Linked DNA regions of Mus musculus: region 2 is linked to region 1. A link is a loop called in an ENCODE intact Hi-C map of the cell type or tissue named here. Cell type or tissue: heart. All regions are shown on one strand. Each heading gives the region's core, and the rest is flanking DNA. Links, peaks and the distances in the headings are about the cores only. Region 1 overlaps Bicc1 (BicC family RNA binding protein 1). Region 2 overlaps Gm34328 (a long non-coding RNA gene).

Region 1 (5,390 bases), core at 319-5,318:
TATTGAGATCCACAGCTAACTAGACACGAGTGAGTCACTGGAAGGCTGGCGAAGGAATTCTTGACACAAAGCACAGCTGAAGTTGAGACGTATAAAGATGCACAAGAAGACCAGGATACTATCGGGATGATGGAGAGCTCTGGGAAAATGGCAGCTGCTGCATTTACCCCACAGGCCTCCAGCTTCAGAGTTGTGTGTGCGTGACTGTGTCACCTCCCAGGCCTTATGGAGGACAGAGGAAGCTATTCTGACACCTTGGGAGGACTTTTGTTTTCTGGGATTTTTCCCCTCCACCGAAACACCTGGCTCACAGGAGACTTTTTATGCTTACCGACCTTAAATTTTATCATTTTGGTCAAGGGTGTAAGGGCACAGTTTTTATGAGAGCCCAGTCTCCAAAGCTTAGGTTTGGATGTGTATGTAACTATATGTATCTCAATAATCAACTCTCTATATTAGCCCCAAAGATTATTTCATCTCTGTGAAACAATTCACTCTTTAAGAATTACATGGGAAATGACAGTGATTTGTAATCTTGTGAAAATTGTGTGTGTGTGTTTGTACACATGCATAAGAGTGTGCATATGTGTCCACAAGTGTGTCTGCATATGAGTGCATATGTGCGCGTATGTGTGTGTACACATGTATGTATCTGACTTGTTTATGTGGCTCTTGTATTAGTGTTCACTTGCTGTGTCTTTTGACCTCACGGTCAAATTCGGACAGTGGCATAGCCAGGTAAGATTCTAGACAGCTAGCTGCCAGCCACTTAAAATTGGGATTTAAATACTTTTGGTTGACAGTTACTTCTCATACCATTGTGAAGTTCTTTGTGTCTAGAGTACCCCTTGGCCAGCTGTCCCTGGAGAGTGAAAGGCAAGAGGAGGTGGCTATACCTTCCCATGCCAACTTCCTGACCACCAGGCAGAGAGGGCTCTCAGTGCAGAAGTGGAAAGGACTGTGCTTATAGGGCACTCAGAGTTTATGTGGACTAGATGCTGGTGTGTGTCTGTGTATGTATGCATGCATGTATATATGTGTGTGCCTATATATGTATATGTGTTTATGTGCATATATGCATATGTGTAAATGTATATGTGTGAATATATATGTGTGTTTGTATTTGTGTATGATTATGAATGTGTTTATGGTAGTGTGTATGTGTGTATTTGTGTTTATATGTATGTATATATATATATATCTGTCTATGTGTGTATGCATGTGAGTTTGTATGTGTTTACATGTCTGCATGTATATTATGTATATATGAATATCTGCACACATATGTATTTGTGTGTATATGCATGCATATATATATATATATGCAGGTGTTTGCATATATGAATATGTTTATTCATATGTTTGCATATACATGTGTATACTTATGTTTGTGTGTAGCCTCTATATGTGTGTATGTATGTTTGTGAATATGTTCTATGTGTGTATATGTGTGTATATGTGTCTATGTGTCTAAGCATGTGTGCATGTTTGTATATCTGTGCATATGTCTGTGTGCTTCTGTGTGTGTGTGTTTTTAGAGCAGAGCAGAAGTTGGAGAAAAGTTCGCCCCTCCTGGAGTGGAAAGTTTGCAGGCTTTGCTTGCTGTCTTGTTTTGATCAATGTTGTCCTGGCTCTCCCTGGCTCCCTTCTCTGTGTGATCAGCAATGTCAGTCTGGGTGAGCTTCTCAAAGGATGATGGGAAGACAGACAAGCATTGAGCACAGTCTGGAATGAGGTCCCTGGTCATGTCATTCTGTCCCTTGCTGACCTCAGGGAGTCCCTTGACTATTGCTAGAACTCTCAAGGCAGCCCCTGGAGTTACTGCTTCCAGGGCAGAGGTCACACTAGAGTGTGAGGTCGCACTGAAGTCTGGTTCAGATCTGTCCCACAGCGCTCTAAAGATAACTGTATAATGGAGCATTATTTTTAACATTCCAATGTGTTGTTGCTTCACCTTCAAGATGAAGTTGAAGATTCTCCTGGCAGCGATGGAGGGAAAGGAAGAGGGTTTTCTGACCAGCCAGAGAATCATGGAGGAGAGGCATGTGTGCAGCCGCCTACTTGAGTGCTGAGAACCAAGCCGGGCTGTCCTGGGGAAGAGTCGCTGTGCATGTTAGCTGTTTTGTGTTAGCTGTTTGTCTTGGACTTCGCACTCTCTTTCCTTTGCTCATGCCTCTGTCACCGGCCCCCACCTTCTATCCACGAAGGATTATCAGAAGAGGGGAACTAAGAACCATGAGTAAACCATCCCGTTTGTACAAATAACAGGCAAATGTCAGGCTCTCTGAGAATGGAAAAGGTCTCCCCACAGCCGCAGGCTGCTGGAGCCTTCACCTTGGATTGGAAGTGAAGAGTATTGAGGCTGCCTCGCCCACCCTAGCTCCACTACCTTCTGCATTCTCAGGGCAGACGTTGGCTGGGTGCCAATCAAGATGTTCCACCTCTCCGTTAGTTATACGTAAGAGTACTCGGTTTGGGCTCTGTTGTGTTGTTTGTTTTTGTTTTGTTTAGTTTTGTTTTTCCTTACTCCAAATAGTTCAGCTTAGGAAACCACTGTGAGTGAGCCTAGCAAAACTCCAGCAGACCTGCAGATTGTATGTTCATTAAAAATACATGATGATAAGAGATACAAACTCAGAACCTAGCCTTATGCTTTGCCCCCATCAGATACGTATGTATATGTATTAAACCCTGTCTACTAACGAACACCAACATATTAATACATGCTCATATACATAGCCTTTCCTTTGGCCTCCATCAGAAGTTTTAAAACTGTCTCATAAGCAGTGTGTGTGTGTGTGTGTGTGTGTGTGCGCATGTGTGTGCATTTCAAATTTCAAATTGAGTCACACATGCAGAATACAGTTCATACATCCAGTAACAGTCGCTTACAGATGGCGTGACTCAACATTGTCTGTACAGTTTCCTGGAAGTTCCTCAGTCTAGAATGTCAGTAACTCACTGTGCAGGGTTGTTTTCCTCTTGCTGTAATCCCCCTTCACCACCGGGAACTCGTATCCCAGTCGTAATATTGAAACATTTCAAACGCTCCAAGCTGGAGCGGGGATGGAATGTCAGGAATGTTTGAGGGGGAAATACTTATTTTTATGAGTACTCTTCAAAACTATAGCTTTGGGAATTGTAATATAAGATGCTTGCCCAATGAAGCACAGAGAGCTGTAAACAGGCAAACATGGCCGCCTAGCAGGAAGCAGGGGCGAGGCAGGTATTCCTTAGTTTTTTTTTTTTTTTTACTCAAGAGAGCTACAAGCACGTTTGCCAGTGAATTTGTTTTAAAAACAACACACGTGGTGTCCGGTTCTGATGCCAGGGGTAGGAGAAATTATCTTTGGCTAATGTTATCTTCTGTCTTGCTTCAAAGCAGTGACGTGCACACAAGTTGCATGAGGCCTGCATGTGTTTCTGCGCTTTAGCTGTTTTCTCTTGGGCTTGGCTTCTCCAGGCTGGCCGGCCCTTGTAGTGAACTCTTCAGTGTGATAGGCTGGAGGCCAGGACTGGAGCAGCCACAAGGACTGGAACCTGGTGTTAAGGTGATAGTCAAACAGACAGCCACCGACTCTCAATCCACCACTTTCTTGGAGTGGGCTTTTCCTTCTTATAACTAGCTGTTGCCTGTTTGGTTTGTATGTGTTTACCTTTCCTTTAACTCTCCAGCCACGAGATATTTGAGTCACCAGGGTTTGGAATTGGTGCCTAATTTGTGCAAACATCGTGAGGGAACTTAAAGGTTAGGGAAGTTGTGTGCAAATGGGAAATCTAAACCAGAACCGTGTGTTCCCCAGACCGGAACCCATTTTAACCTGGAGTCACAAAAGCCAAATGCTAATTTAGCATCGACACTGCCTAAGCAGAAACAAATGCATATCGGGCCTGGCTTCGAGGCTCTCACAGACGCCCTGGCCTTAGGTGAGACGTGAAATAGGGGCGTAGGCACCTGTGTTGGCGAACTGCTTCCTGATGCAGTTTCTGTTTGAGGCTTGCAGAAGGGCCTCTGCTTTCCTGGCCCCCTTTTGTTACAGACATGCGTGCTGTATTCCGTTTTCCAGTCTATTCCATGATCCAGAAAAGGACCCCCACCTCACTGCTCTGGGCATGAAATGTTCATTTAAAGGGGAAAGGGATTATTCAAGCAGCTTGGTCATCCTTTAGACTCAAAAGCCTAAGCTGGGGATCCTTTCTAACGACCTTGGGGACATGGCTTTCGTCAGTTCAAAGGCCTCATCCAATACGAGCAGAGCGGCTGGGCAGTCTTTGCAACCAACCTATATTTTCCTATCAGTATTTCATGTATTTATCTATCTTGCTGATTAAGAAAACCTGCATGGTGGGCCTGCAATATGGCGTAGTAGGTAAAAGTGCCTGTAGCCAAGCCTTATGATACGAGTTCGAACCCTGGCAACCCGTGTGGGAGAAAAAGAGAACCTTGCTCCTGTGACCTTCACACACACATGCTGTGGCACTAGTGATATGCACACACATATAAATGCCAAAAAATTTAAATAAATGAAAGAAAAAAATGAAAAGGAAAGAAAAGAAAACATCCAATGTTTTTCTGAGATAAAGAAGAATACAGATTTTTTTATTAACTGTGCATAGCAAACAGGGTGGAGGGCTCTCAATGCTAAGGGAGCCCTCTAGGGCCAGGCTCAGCTGAAGAACATGCCTTTCCTGAGAGAGGTGAAGATTAACCCTAACCATCACGTGTGTCGGTCACAGGAGCCATGCTGAAACACTTGGAGAATAATTACAGGCACCGCAACAGGGAGACAGTTTAAGATGTTTTTGTGTGTGCCACTCGGATCGGGAGACGTATTTGGACACAAAAATGTTGACATATAGGGAACATTTTTGTGGTCGATGGGGGAAAGAATTAGAAACAGATTGGATGTGAAGTTTGTCCCAGAAAACCTAGGGCAAATGGCTGCCAGAGAGCAGTTTGAATCTTGTTTCTTTTTGGAACAGATACGGTCAAGCAGCGAAATACAAGTGTAGAAGCCAGCCATAGGCTTCCTTGTCAGTTATGTGTATCCATCGAATCCTGTCTGTTAACAAACACCAACTTCATAAGACATGCTTAGACACATAGCCCTCCCCTCCCACCTTCATCAAAAATCTCAAAACGTTTTGATACCAGAGCCTCCCTTCATTGAAGAAACTATAAAGGACCCCAAGATTTTACTGTTATGAGTTATAGCTGTTGGTGTTGATGATAGACTCGATACAGTAAGTTTATTTAATGCCATTATTAATATACTTCAATGTGAGTCTAACATGATTACATGCAAATAAAATAATTTTGTTTAAAAAGTTTATTATTTTTATTATTTATGTGTGTGTGTGAGTGCATCAGTAGAGTCCAGAAGAGGGTG
Region 2 (5,390 bases), core at 131-5,130, 73 kb before region 1:
TAGAACCTAGTGTCAGTTGGTGTTGTGTCTCTTGGTGTTTATTACACTGTTGTTGCTTAAATCTCAGCCCATATCTGGGATATTCTGCCTTATTGCTGAGGTTAAGTCCCATTTGGCCCTGAACACCCTGTTTTATTTTCTTTCCCAGTACCCCTGTATTAGTACACACACACACACACACACACACACACACACACACACACACTCACACACTCACACACTCACATGCATGCACTCATATGCACGCACATGCACACACATGCTTCTGGGCTGTCCCACAGTGAGCATCTCAGCCACAACAGAAGGCTGCCTCCAACCATAGGCTGCCTCTGGAACACTGGATGCTGTGTTTAGAGCGCAGATCCCCAGACATCTGGCCCAGGGAGTAAGAATCAAGGCTGGAGCCAGAGGTCTTCACAAGTCCAGCTGCTTCCGGTGTGTGGGGGTCTTGCTCTTCTTTGGAACATTGGCTGCTGGGCAAAGGGAAACCCGGGAGCAGAGGCGCCTTCACCTCGTGCTACATCTTGTGCTAACTTCTACTTCCATGCTTTATGTGGTATCCCTCTCGCTTCCTACGTAGACCAAGCAATCTCAGCTCCTCGGTTAGCCCATCAGCATCTCCTCCTTCAGGCCAGGGTTGCGCTTTCTCTTTCCTGCCGAAGCTTGCCACACATACTTCTTTCATTTACTTTTAATACTTTTTAAATAAATCTATATATGTATGTGCCTCTGTTTGGCATCAGACTATAAAGTCACCAAAGCGTCAATGGAGTTCTTATATGGGGAGCTTTTATGGGACGTTGCAGTCTCTAGTTCATAATAGGCATTGGACTTTAAACATCAATTTTTGTTGAATGGATAGGGGGACAAAAAAGAATAAAACAAAAGTCAAGTTATCAATTTCCAGAGAGCTTTTCATATCAAACCCCATGAAAGGTCCATTCATTTCCCCCAAAACATTTATTACATAGACATCTGGAAGTGTGCGAACAGTAGAAAATTACCTTTTAAGGTAAACAGGGGAATTAAGATGATTTGCCTAGGCCTCTTTATTTTGCAGAGAAAGAAATGAAGGCTCAGAAAGGGCAAGCAGTTTACCCAGTAATGCACAGCATGCTAGCAGTAGAGTGCAAGCTGCACACCGTGACCTCCACTGACCGCTACCCAAAATGTGCACATCGTGATCTCCACTGACCTCACTAGGCATTGATCATGGGGCTATTTCATATTTTCTTCACATAAATTTGCCTAATAAACTTATCCAATCTTAGAACTGTAAAAAAAATTCCCTATTTATCAACTTTGCTCCTTGTATTTTAGTTTTTAAATGCTGCCAGGCACGTCTGCCTTCTCATCTTCCTGGGCTGATCTCAGACCAGAGAGATTTTTCCTAGAGACTATCTCACTCACAAGCATTTAGGAAAAGAAAATATGATCTATATCAACTGTATCCTTGGTCTCACAAATTCATCCAAAGTACAGTCACCTCCTCCATCTGTGTTTCCTCTCTCGCTTCTGTAATCAGATGTGGAAAATATTTAATATCCCGGTGGGTCCTCAGTTAAAATTGGCATATGTGATAAACGGCACGGGGCCGTTTAATTTGCTTTCCCACGGAAATCTTTATCTTTGCCCAGCAGCTTGACTGTAGTTAAATAAGAAAGAAAGGCCTTTTGAATAACTCTTGTGCAATATGAGGTCCAAAGCAGATCTATGAATAATTTATCAGGCCAGGATCTTGTTTCTGTTTTTGAATTATATTATGGAGGCCCTTGGAACTAGACCTGAGCCATAGTCACAGAGTCCCAAGAAGTTCCAGCTTGGATACAGACAGAATGTTGCTGCAACTCTTCAAACACAAAGCCAAGTTCAGCAGGGGTTGTGGTGGTGGGGGAGTCGGGGGGGGGGGCGGGTGTCGACTTCTTGTGTTGTATCCAAAAGGTTCTCAATTATCAACAAAAGATAGCATACCGACCCAGTGACTCCTCGTGGATTCCAGCGAGGGATTCCAGGAAACCGTAGCCTCGTGGGCGTTATGTGGTCTGAAATAACAGGAATCAGTGAAAATTTCAAGTGTAAATACACAACTGAGATTATTTACATATCACAACCAGACAAACACAACCCATCGAGCTGACTGTGTCATCCACAAGAAACAGAGACTCCTGGGCCATGTCCCAGTCCGGATCCCAGGCTCTGTAAACTCCATCTTGTCTCTGATTTTGTAACGGGCGGCACTTCCAACATCCCCTTTGCTGCGAGTGTCAGGAGAAGTTGAAACCCAGCACTTCTTGCGTAAGTCAGCCAGAGATGAAAAACACCACTGAGGACGCCCTGCTCAGCCCTCGACTCTGCTGTGAAAGCAACCTTGTCTTGCTGAGCCTGGGTCTGACCCCTTCATTCCTAGATAACTCCTGTTCACCCCTTAAAACGGTCATTTATTTTTAGAGCGATTCTGCAACTCCCAAACACTAGCAGAGAGAGGAGAGAAAGATCCACATGTCTCCTGCAGAACACAGGCAGGCTGACTTGTGGGAAATTGTCTCTGGATATAGGGCTGAAAAAGGAGATTCCTAATAGCAACTTCTGGTTGCCCAGATCTCGTGGCTACACATGCACGCACACATGCATGCACACGTGCACACCCCCCCACCACCAGTTTCATTTGTCCATCTTCTAGCAGAAATGATGGAGACCATCTATGGACTGGCAAATATCTTCACCTTTGCCTTCCTTGAGTGCTACTGAGACCATGTCACTGAATTTTAATTGGTTCTTTACCATTTATGGCATCAACTGCACTCTTGTTTTTTTAAGGTTTATTTTATTCTCTCTCTCTCTCTCTCTCTCTCTCTCTCTCTCTCTCTCTCTCTCTCTCTGTATGTGTGTGTGTGTATTGCCATATGTGTGTGGTTTACATATGGGGTCTCTTGCATCTGGGGTTGCAGGCATGTAGGAGCTAGCTGATGTGGGTGCTGGGACTGAACTCAGATCCTAAGTGGTTCCCAAAGACCTGTGTAATAAAAGCTTGGCCCTCAGTTCAGCTCTATCAAGGGTAGCTGGAGCCTATAAGAGGTCATTCTAGGAGTAGACCTTGAGTCACTGAGGGATGTACCCTTGGAGGAGGCTCAGCCTTAGCCACATGCTACATACAACACCACGATGTACTATGTCACTGTAGGAATAAATGGGAGGGCTAATCGGTTATGGCTGAGACCCCTGGAAATGTGATCCAAAGCCTTGAAAACATGTCTACAAGTAACAGTGTACAAACTGAGCAGGGTGTGTATGTGTGTATAAACTATATATATGTACGTATATATAGTTTATTACATGTATATACTTGCATCTAATAACAATAAAAAGCTATCATGTATGTAAAATAATTTTATTCATCTGCTATAATTATTGTCTCAAAGGTTCACTTCTGAATAAGCTCACCCTTCCTAGTTCTTTCTGAACGCTAGTTGGCTGGTTCAACTCAGATGTTCTGGCTCAAGCTTCTCTCAAAACTGACTGATTCAAACTGGCTTCTCTCCATTTCTGACTGAACTGCTCTGCTGCTTGGCCTCATGCTAACTCTATCAGTGTGTTCTAATCTTCTGACTCCTTCTTACTCTCTGGTTTCAACAGCCTCTGTTGACCTGAAGTGAACTGCATGGACTCCGGGATGAACTCAACTCCACTGCGCTGTACTCAACAGACCGAACAGAACTGACTATCCCTCTCACCCCGCATTGCTCTTAAATAGACTCTCCTCGTCATTTCTCATGGGAATTGGGCATATCCTATCTCTGACTCATTCTGTCAAATCTTTCTCTGATTCATCACTTTGTCTGCCCCTTAGTTAGACATCACTTTCAAACACAGTTGCTTCCTCCTGCCAACTAACTTTACCTACAATGTTTGGGATTAAAAGTGTGTATACTGAAGGTCTGTATTTCAGTCAGAGCAGCCATTGCTGGATTAAAATTCCTCTACACGTGGATTTGAGAGTGAGGAGGAACATATGGGTTTGGAGGGAGGAAAGAAAAAGGAGAAGTGTAATTTCATTATAATCTTAAAAATAAATTAAAACCCAAACCTTTTCTCTTTAAGCTGATTTATTTCAGTTGTCGGTGAGGTAGTGAAACCTGTCCAACATATCTGCCCTTAATATGGTACCATAGGTTGGAGATGGTCACAGGACCCTCGGTCTGATGTGGTATATTGTACATATCAGTTTGTCTGGGTCTTGGTACCCACTTGTATATTTATCATTCTGGATGTCTCTCATCATGATAGGATTGAATCGGTGAACTTTGAGAATGGTACAACATTCTCTGTATGATGGGGTGCATCTCACCTAGTTACTCCAAAACTCAAAAAAACCCCCAAAGACTTTACCCATGTCCCCTCACCCCTGTCTAGAGGGATGAGCTGCTTGGTGATAGCTTTGTCTTCAGCCTCGGCCTGTAACCTTACTTCACCTGAGTCCCCAGCATGAGGTCATTCTCTGCCAGGTGGACTTGCTAGACTCTATAAGCCAATTCCTTACACACACACACACACACACACACACACACACACACACACAAATTCACACATACAATCACACACACTCACAATCTCTAATAGCCCAGTTTCTTAGGACAGCCATGACTAAAACACAGATCCAAGGCCCCAAGCTTTCCTGTCTTTTTGTCCTCCTTCATATGGCATTGCATATGGGATTGTAGCAAAGCTTTTTTTTTTTTCTTTATGAGATAGGATCTCACTGAAAAATGTAGGCTGGCCTAGAATCCACGGTCTTCCTGCCTCCACCTTCCTAGTGCTGTGACCACTGATGTGGGAAATCATTTTCTTCCTCCTTCCTTTTCTTTCTCTGCTTCCCCTTCTCTCTTTCTCTCCCTCTCTCCTTCTCCCCATCCACCCATTTATCTTTCTTCCAAGGAGCAAATCCAGGGCCTTATCCATGCTGGACAGATGTTGTACCATTGAGTTACATCTCCAGATCTTAGAATTTGTTGAGTACTTAGTAAATGCCAATTATCAGGTGATGGTGTTCGCACACCCACCCACATATGTGGGGCTAGGGAGTGATGGGACAGGGAGGAGCAGGCCTGAAACAAGAGTGGGGTGTGGAGGCAGGTCCAAACACAGAAATCTAATCCTGAGATTGGCAGGAGTAGAATTGCTCACCCCCTTCCCAAGCCCGCGTGTCCTGGTGTATGTAATCCTGTGCCCCACACCCTTACCTCACCAGGGGAGGTCACATAGACATTAGCCAGGTAAAATTTTCTTTCCCCTTATAAGGTCATATCCAGTAGCACCTGGTATTTCTCCTCATGCTAATTAGGCATCCCTAGCATCCAGGCCCTTGTCAGTGATGTACACTCACCTCTGTAGCC

What was found. A loop is a pair of places that touch in the nucleus more often than their neighbours do. Peaks named below come from ENCODE experiments on the same cell type or tissue, not always from the same donor. Only the 100,000 strongest peaks of a DNase experiment are listed, where the experiment ranks them.
Region 2: it touches region 1 in a loop (5-fold over the local background); 1 of 42 quality-filtered maps calls a loop at or near these places.

Annotation. Positions count from the first base shown.
Region 1 is chr10:71,117,292-71,122,681 of GRCm38, reverse strand. The region is part of intron 1 of Bicc1 (BicC family RNA binding protein 1); the gene reads left to right. Among named protein-coding and RNA genes, the nearest start is that of Bicc1, 40 kb to the left of the region's middle. In heart, for the core only: no CTCF peak of the experiment used is centred there; DNase peaks (open chromatin) are centred at 1,811, 2,321, 3,041 and 3,361; H3K27ac peaks cover 246 bases.
Region 2 is chr10:71,189,897-71,195,286 of GRCm38, reverse strand. Gm34328 (a long non-coding RNA gene) reads right to left here. Exons shown (of 3, transcript XR_380563.3): 2 at 1,972-2,042. Among named protein-coding and RNA genes, the nearest start is that of 1700113B09Rik, 9.2 kb to the left of the region's middle. In heart, for the core only: no CTCF peak of the experiment used is centred there; DNase peaks (open chromatin) are centred at 356 and 2,136; H3K4me3 peaks cover 501 bases; H3K27ac peaks cover 1,551 bases.